Linked DNA regions of Homo sapiens: region 2 is linked to region 1. The links are chromatin loops, found by intact Hi-C in ENCODE. Cell type or tissue: OCI-LY7. All regions are shown on one strand.

Region 1 (4,000 bases):
ACCAGTTACTGTTCTCCCCAAGAAGCCACTCAGGCATCTCAGCTAAGTTTTATTTACTGTATTTTCCTAATAGTTCATGCACGTGTGATAGGGAGGACAGGTGGTTGGTCACCTAGTCTAGTGGGGCTATAACTTGGGAGGGCAGCATGGATGACTTTGAGAATCCAAAGAACCCTATGGACTGTCTACCCAGAAAACGTTTACATCCACAAAATTTGAATGACATTTGAGGACACTCATGAACAGCCCCCTCCTGAAGTTGGTCCATGAACTCCTTGTTAAGGACTGCTGGATGATTTCCTTTAAGAACACAGAACCATTATGCTGTGAAGAAGGAAAACAAGGATGATGTGTGTCTACCCGCTTGGTTGGTGGGTTTCCTCTTTCAGATTGGAGGGTTTCTTTTTTCATGAATGTGTAGGAAGGAAGGGCATGACTGTCTTATTTCATATATTTTTCTTTTATATTTTCAAATTATAAATTTTGACAACAGGAGACAATAGGTAATATTCATTCTCTACTGTCTGGACAGCATGGAAATACTACGTACAGTAATGTCTTCAGTAGTTACTTTCTCTTTAGAAAGCTCCAAGGAAGCTCACAACAGTAGGAAGTCCTACTGAAACTCCTTTTGGTAAAGTGGAGCACGTTTTGTAATGGAAACACATTTTCTATGGCTTAATTTTTATATATAGGGTTTTCATAAAATGAGACTTGCCTAAGGATTCTTTTGGAAGCCTTTTGCCTCTTTTAACAGCAATGTGTTTATTATAGGAATCAGTCTCCTGCTCACTTATAAAATATTCTAAATATTCACTTATAAATATTCTAAATATTTATAAGATTATGAGTTTTGTCTTTTAAGTAGGGAGTTCTGCATATTGTTTTTGGCCAAAATGTAGCCTGCCTCCTTGAGCATGAGTTGAAGCCCAAGATGAGAAGCCCTTTTTTTTCCCCTCTGACCAAGATCTCATCTGCCATTTACTAGATTAGGCTACTTGAAGGGAAGGAAATGAGGGCCCCCTTCTTTTAATCCAGGACATTGTTAGGTATATCATAGGTGCTCCGTAGGTATGTTGGATGAATGGATGGATGATTAGACCTTAAATCTTGTACTTGGCAGCAACATAATGTAGTGGTAAGGGACTAAAAGTCTGGCAGACATAGACTAGCACTCTGGATCCCCAATCTCTAGCTTTATGCCCTTCGGCAAGTTGTAGAGTATCAGTTTTCTCATCTGTAAAATGGGTATAATAAATCTATCTGATAGGGATACTGTAGGATTTAATAACATATAGAATCCCAGGTGCTTATGGACATTTTTCTGGTGCCATAAAGCACTTGATACATGGTAGCATTATTAAACTCTTAAGCCTTAAATCAGGATATCCTAGACTTTAGTCATTTATAAAGCAACTTTATAGTTCTTGCCATACCAATAACACTGTTTTATTATTTACTTAATTTTTCTTTAAATTAATTGCTTTTTAATTTAAAGAACTTTAAGTAGGAAATTTTATATCATCACTGTAAATGGAAAACCTGTATCACTTGCTATAATTAATGGTGAAGGTAAATATATAATCCTTAAAATAAAAAATATGTTTATCCATGTACCACCTAACATTGACTTGGGTACCGCTAGTGTATACCACAGTTAAGTCATTTCCTTTGAGGCTTTTCTCTTGGGCAACAGCCTAACCTAGGTTATCGATAGCTTTGAGACCTTCTGAGACCATGCAAGCCTCGTGTCAACAACAAGCTAGAAAGGGTTGGAACCGGTTGCGCTGAATTAATCTATAGGCTCAGAAGTGTAACTGCCACACAGATGTGAAGTCTGAAAATAACCCACCGTGCACCTGCCCTTTTCGCGTGTCAGTTACAGTGTTAACTGAGCACCAGAGGATGAAATGCTGTAGGAACAGTAAAGGCATGAATCTTACCTTCCAGATGCTCAGACTCTTATCAGTGGTTTGATACCTAGCCCCTTGATTGGGCTTGGGGACCTCAGTGTCTCAATTCTGGGCAATTTCTTTCTTTCTTTCTTTCTTTTTTTTCTGAGATGGAGTTTCACTCTTGTTGCTCAAGCTGGAGTGCAATGGTGCAATCTCGGCTCACTGCAACCTCTGCCTCCCCGGTTCAAGTGATTCTCCTGCCTCAGCCTCCCAAGTAGCTGGGATTACAGGCACTCACCACCACACCTGAATAATTTTTTGTATTTTTAGTAGAAACAGGGTTTCACCGTGTTAGCCAGGCTGGTGTCAAACTCCTGACCTCAGGTGATCCGCCAGCCTAGGCCTCCCAAAGTGCTGGGATTACAGGCGTGAGCCATCGCACCCGGCCTTCTCGGCAATTTCTGAATACAGATCTTAGCAGGGTGAGGGAAACGGTAATTGTTATTACTACCAACTGGCCCCAAACAGTTATTGCATAACGTTGCACAACTGAGTCCTGGGTAAAATGAGCTTCTTCAGAAATTGCCTCGCCAAAGGTGATTTGCCAAGGTTGAATCCTTCGGATTGTCTGCATTGGAACAACCCCCTTGCCCAAGCACTGAGCTTAAGCTAGATAAAAGGAAATAAACACTGCTTTAAAAGGGAGTGCACTTTAGCAGCACACAAAAAACAAAGGTGAAGGCTCACATCTGTGTTGCATTGCATAATTGATAAAAGCTGAAGCACCATTAGAAACAGCCTCATCATCCATACTCCTCTCCTAATCATTTAAATATGTACAGCATGTTTTAGGATGCTTGTTAATGACTCTACGGGCACGTTGGTAGTCAGAACATTACATGTGGGTTTGAGAAATAGGCCTGGATCATTTGCCAGACAATCTAATTCTGACAGTGTAGTGAAGGCCATCTTCAATTTGACTGTGCTCCACTCTGTTATGCTGTGAAAGAAAAAGATAATTCAGCTGAGCATTCTGCCGTTGGCTAGAAACACCGCAGTTCTGAATACAAATATTATGCAGGTAAATGAATCATTAAAAGAATAGAGGCATAAAATATCTGACAGATGAACTCCTAAAGTTTGGACTAGAATAAATTTTCCCATATATGAGCAGTACCTTCATCCATCGACTAACAGTGTTAGTTATCCGTTAAGTCACCAAAAAGCATTTATGGTCTTAGAGTAAATGATTGGTAATTATGACTTACAAGGCTATAAATACATGGAGGGGATTTGGTGATATCATAATAAACCACGAAAGAAACTGCAGTGGTTTTTAATGTTAGTAGAAACTTAAGAAATATTTAGAGCCGTGTTCGCAGCCCTACAGTTGTTTTTTTTCTTTTTTCTGGGAGTGTGTGATTGGTGTTTTGTCAAAATGTGCAACTCTACCAATGGACTCAACTCAACTAATGTAAATTAGGGCCAATGAGAGTGTCCGACTGAGATTAGTCCTCAATTTGTATGACATGTGTCTCAACAAATAGAAAATATTCTTAAAGAAAAATAAGATATTCCCGCATGTCTCTCTTTTTTAGTTCCCTAATTTCTGATTCCTTTCTTCTGAATGAGTTTTCTGTAAGTTAAAAAAGACAACAGTGAAAGGCCCTGTTCCTCTCAGCTTCTTAACCCCAGTTTGCCTGGTTTATCTCCTGTTTTAGATTCTAAAAAGGAAAACATTAATCATGCTTAGCCCTGGACTTTGTTTCCCTACCTGTTACCTCCTGGTCTAATGGCAGAGATACTGAAAGGGGCACAGACCCACACCAGCCAACTGACCTAGCTCATAGCCACAGGAAGAGCGGCATGTCCCTGGGGCAGTGAGAGCGAGACTGCACCCAGAACCACTGTCTCATGACACCACCCCACATCTCAATTGAAGATCCAGATGGACAGCTGACCTATATGTCTCTCCCTGACTGGACCAGCTCGGCAGAGCATCCTAGATTTGAGTAAAGAGCAACACAATTCTTTGTAAAGCCATTGGCCCCACAGAAAGCTCCATGGAAAATGATACATGAGGGTGTTAGTGGGAGGTTGAGAAC
Region 2 (4,000 bases), 570 kb after region 1:
TTTGTTTGTTTTGAGATAGAGTCTTGCTCTGTCACCCAGGCTGGAGTGCAATGGCATGATCTCGGCTCACTGCAAACTCTGCCTCCTGGGTTCAAGTGCTTCTTCTGCCTCAGCCTCCGGAGTGGCTGGTATTACAGGTGCATGCCACCATACCAGCTAATTTTTGTATTTTTGCAGAGACAGGGTTTCACCATGTTGGCCAGGCTGGTCTTGAACTCCTGACCTCAGGTGATCCTCCTGCCTCAGCCTCCCAACGTGCTAGGATTACAGGCATGAGCCACTGTGTCCAGCTCCTTTTTGTCTTTTTTAACTGCTGTTGCTTTACAGTTTGTTTTGTCTGACAAAAGAATAGCTACCCCTGCTTGTTTTTGGTGCCCATTTGCATGGAATATCTTGTTCTACCCCTTTACCTTAAGTTTATGTGAGTCCTTGTGTGTTATTTGAGTCTCTTGAAGACAGCAGATACTTAGTTGGTGTATTCTTATCCATTCTGCCATTCTGTATCTTTTAAGTAGAGCATTTAGGCCATTTACATTCAATGTTAATATTGAGATGTGAGATACTATTCTATCCATTGTGCTATTTGTTGCCTCAATACCTTGTTTTCTAAAATTTATTTATTATGTTTTTGCTTTATAGGTGCTGTGAGATTTATGCTTTAAGGAGGTTATATTTTGGTGTAGTTTGAGGATTTGTTTCAAGATTTAGAGCTCCTTTTAGCAGTTCTTGTAGTGCAGGCTTTATAGTGGTGAATTCTCTTAGTATTTGTTTGTCTAAAAAAAAACCTGTATCTTTTCTTCATTTATGAAGCTTAGTTTCACTGGTTACAAAATTCTTAGCTGATAATTGTTTTGTTTAAGGAGGCTAGAGATAGGGCCCCAATCCCTTCTAGCTTGTAGGGTTTCTGCTGAGAAATCTGCTGTTAATCTCATATGTTTTCCTTTATAGGTTACCTGGTGTTTTTGCCTCACAGCTCTTAAGATTTATTTCCTTCATCTTGACTTCAGATAACCTGATGACTATGTGCCTAGGCAATGATCTTTTTGTGATAAATTTCCCAGGTGTTTTTTTGAGCTTCTTGTATTTGGATGTCTAGGTCTCTGGCAAGGCTAGGAAAGTTTGCCTTGATTTTTCCCTCAAATATGTTTTCCAAACTTGTTAGATTTCTTCTTTCTAAGGAACACAAATTATTTTTAGGTTTAGTTACATAGTCCCAAACTTCTTGGAGGCTTTGTTCATTTTTTAAAAAATTCTATTTTCTTTGTCTTTGTTGGATTGGGTTAATTTGAAAACCTGTTTTTGAGCTCTGAAGTTCTTTCTTCTGCTTGTTCGATTCTGTTGCTGAGACTTCCCAGTGTATTTTGCATTTCTCTAAGTATGTCCTTCATTTCCAAAAATTGTGATTGTTTTCTATTTATGCTATTTCACCGAAGATTTTTCCCTTCTGTATTAGTCCATTTTCATACTGCTACGAAGAAATACCCAAGACTTGGTAATTTATAAAGAAAAAGAGGTTTTATGGACTCACAGTTCCACATGGCTGGGGAGGCCTCACAATCATGGCAGAAGGCAAAGGAAGAGCAAAGGCACATCTTACATGGCTGCAAGAAAGCATGTGCAGGGGAATTGCCCTTAATAAGACCATCAGATCTCATGAGACTTATTCACTATCATGAGAACAGCATGGGAAAAACTCTGCTCCCATGATTCAATTACCTCCCACTGTGTCCCTCCCATGACACATAGGGATTATGGGAGCTACAATTCAAGATGAGATTTGGGTGGGGACACAGCCAAACCATATCACCTTCATTTCCTGTATCATTGTTTTGGTTTCATTAAGTTGGACTTCATCTTTCTCTGGTGTCTCCTTAATTTGCTTAATAATCGACCTTCTGAATTTTTTTTCTGGCAATTCAGAGACTTCTTCTTGGTTTGGATCCATTGCTGGTGAGCTAGTGTGATCTTTTGGAGGTGTTAAAGAAACATGTTTTGTCATTTTACCAAAACTGTTTTTCTGATTCCTTCTCATTTGGACAGACTATGTCAGAGGGAAGATCTGGGACTCAAGAGCTGCTGTTCAGATTCTTTGTCCCAAGGGGTGCTCCCTTGATGTAGTGCTCTCCCCTTCCCCTAAGGATGTGGCTTCCTGAGAGCCAAACTGCAGTTATTTCTCTTCTGGATGTAGCCACTCAGTGGAGCTACTGGGTTCTGGGCTGGTACTGGGGAGTGTCTGACCAAAGTCCTGTGATGTGAACCATTTTCATGTCTACCATCTTCAGGTGTCTCAGTCTTGGATACCAGCACCTGTTTTGGTGGAGTTGGCAGGGGAGTGAAATGGATTCTGTGAGGGTCCTTAGTTGTAGTTTTGTCTATTGCACTAGTTTTGTATTTGTTGGCCTCCAGCCAGGAGGTGGCACTTTCAGGGGAGCATCAGTTGCCATAGTATAGGGAGGATCAAGGCAGTGGGTGGAGCCCTAGAGCTCCGAAGAGATTATGTCCTTTGTCTTTGGCTACAAGGGTGGGTAGAGAAAGACCATCAGGTCGGGGCAGGGTTAGGCCTGTCTGAGCTCAGGCTCTCCTTGGGTGGGGCTTGCTGCAGCTGCTGTGGGGTATGGGGATGTGGTTCTCAGGCCAGTGAAGTTATGTTCCCAGGGGGATTGTAGCTGCCTCTGATGTGTCATGCAGGTCACCAGGGAAGTCGGGGAAAGCTGGCAGTTACAGGCTTCACCTAGCTCCCATGCAGCCCAAGAGGCTGGTCTCACTCCCACCATGCCCCCACCAACAGCACTGAGTTTATTTCCAGGCAGCCAGTGAGCAGGGCTGAGAACTTGCCACAGGCTACTAGCCTTTTAGCTGAGAAAGCAAGCAGGGCTTTCAGGTCTTGTGCCTCCCTGCCTGCTGCGGCTTCTGTGCTGTGTATCCACTCCCGATTCACCTCCTCCCCCAGTTTCTATCGAGGAAATTTGTGTTCAGTTGAAATTGTTACAAAGTTCAGCTGGAAGTTTCTTTCTCCCTGTGGTCTTTTCCCAGTTCCTCTGGCAGCCCTTCCCAAGGATCTCTGTGAGACTAAGTCAGAAATGGCTTCCCTGGGGACCGAGAGAGCCCACAGGGCTCTTCCCACTACTTCTACCCTTGTATTTTGCTTAGCTCTCTAAATTTGTCTCAACTCTAGGTAAGATCAAATCCTTCTCCCATTATCTGGACCTTCAGTTTCCCCCGTGAAGGTGTGTGTTCAAGGGCAGACAATCCCCCTTTCACACTTTGGGCACTCACATTTTTTCAACCATCTTCTGGGGCCTGCAGGAGCAATCTGCTTCCTTCAAAGGGTCTGTGGATTCTCTAGGCTTTCCGGGTATGTTCCTGCAGTAGTTCTTGGAGTAAAAGTTTACAATGTGCATCTCCACAAGCTGCTCTGTCCATCTGAGTGGGAGCTGGAAGTTAGTCCTGCCTTCTATCCACCATTTTCCTGCTGTTCAAATAAATGCCTTTTCTTTATAAATTACCCGGTTTCAGGTATTTTGTTATAAGCAACAGAAAACAGACTAAGACAGACAGCTTTAACCATTACCAAGTTCTTCCTGCCATTAAGCTAAACTGATTCCTTGTAATGTCTTTCCTTTAGTTCTATTTGTGTCTGCTTGCTTATAATACATTTAGTGTTTCTTCTATTAAACAGTCCTTTAGCTATTTGAAGACAACTATGCTGTTTCCAGCCCTACTCTAGCCTCACTCCTAAACTTTCTCTTCTCTCGAATATTCAAAACCAGTTCCTCATACTGAACTTTAACAAAGATCAAGGTTCTGTTTGAGGCAGAAAAAAAAAAAAAAAGAACTGAAACAGTGACTCTTTTTTGTTTGACCACATCCTCTTGTTTATCTTGAAAATCAAGGTGGATAGACTATGAATGTGAGATGAAAAAAGCCAAAGAGGCTCTCTGTGTTACTATGATGACTACTCTGATCTGAGCCACTATTACTTCTTTCCTAGACTACTGCA

Evidence for each region. Hi-C counts contacts between places; a loop is a spot of excess contacts. Peaks named below come from ENCODE experiments on the same cell type or tissue, not always from the same donor. Only the 100,000 strongest peaks of a DNase experiment are listed, where the experiment ranks them.
Region 2: it touches region 1 in a loop (3-fold over the local background); 1 of 110 quality-filtered maps calls a loop at or near these places.

Annotation. Positions count from the first base shown.
Region 1 is chr10:61,959,706-61,963,705 of GRCh38, forward strand. All of the region lies in intron 3 of ARID5B (AT-rich interaction domain 5B), which reads left to right. Among named protein-coding and RNA genes, the nearest start is that of ARID5B, 60 kb to the left of the region's middle. In OCI-LY7, no CTCF peak of the experiment used is centred here; DNase peaks (open chromatin) are centred at 1,085, 1,806, 2,736, 2,866 and 1 weaker place; H3K4me3 peaks cover 2,890 bases; H3K27ac peaks cover 4,000 bases.
Region 2 is chr10:62,524,822-62,528,821 of GRCh38, forward strand. No RefSeq gene overlaps it. Among named protein-coding and RNA genes, the nearest start is that of ZNF365, 150 kb to the left of the region's middle. RefSeq lists an enhancer at 2,510-2,729. In OCI-LY7, a CTCF peak has its summit at 2,427 (motif pointing right); DNase peaks (open chromatin) are centred at 2,610 and 3,840; H3K4me3 peaks cover 2,080 bases; H3K27ac peaks cover 2,483 bases.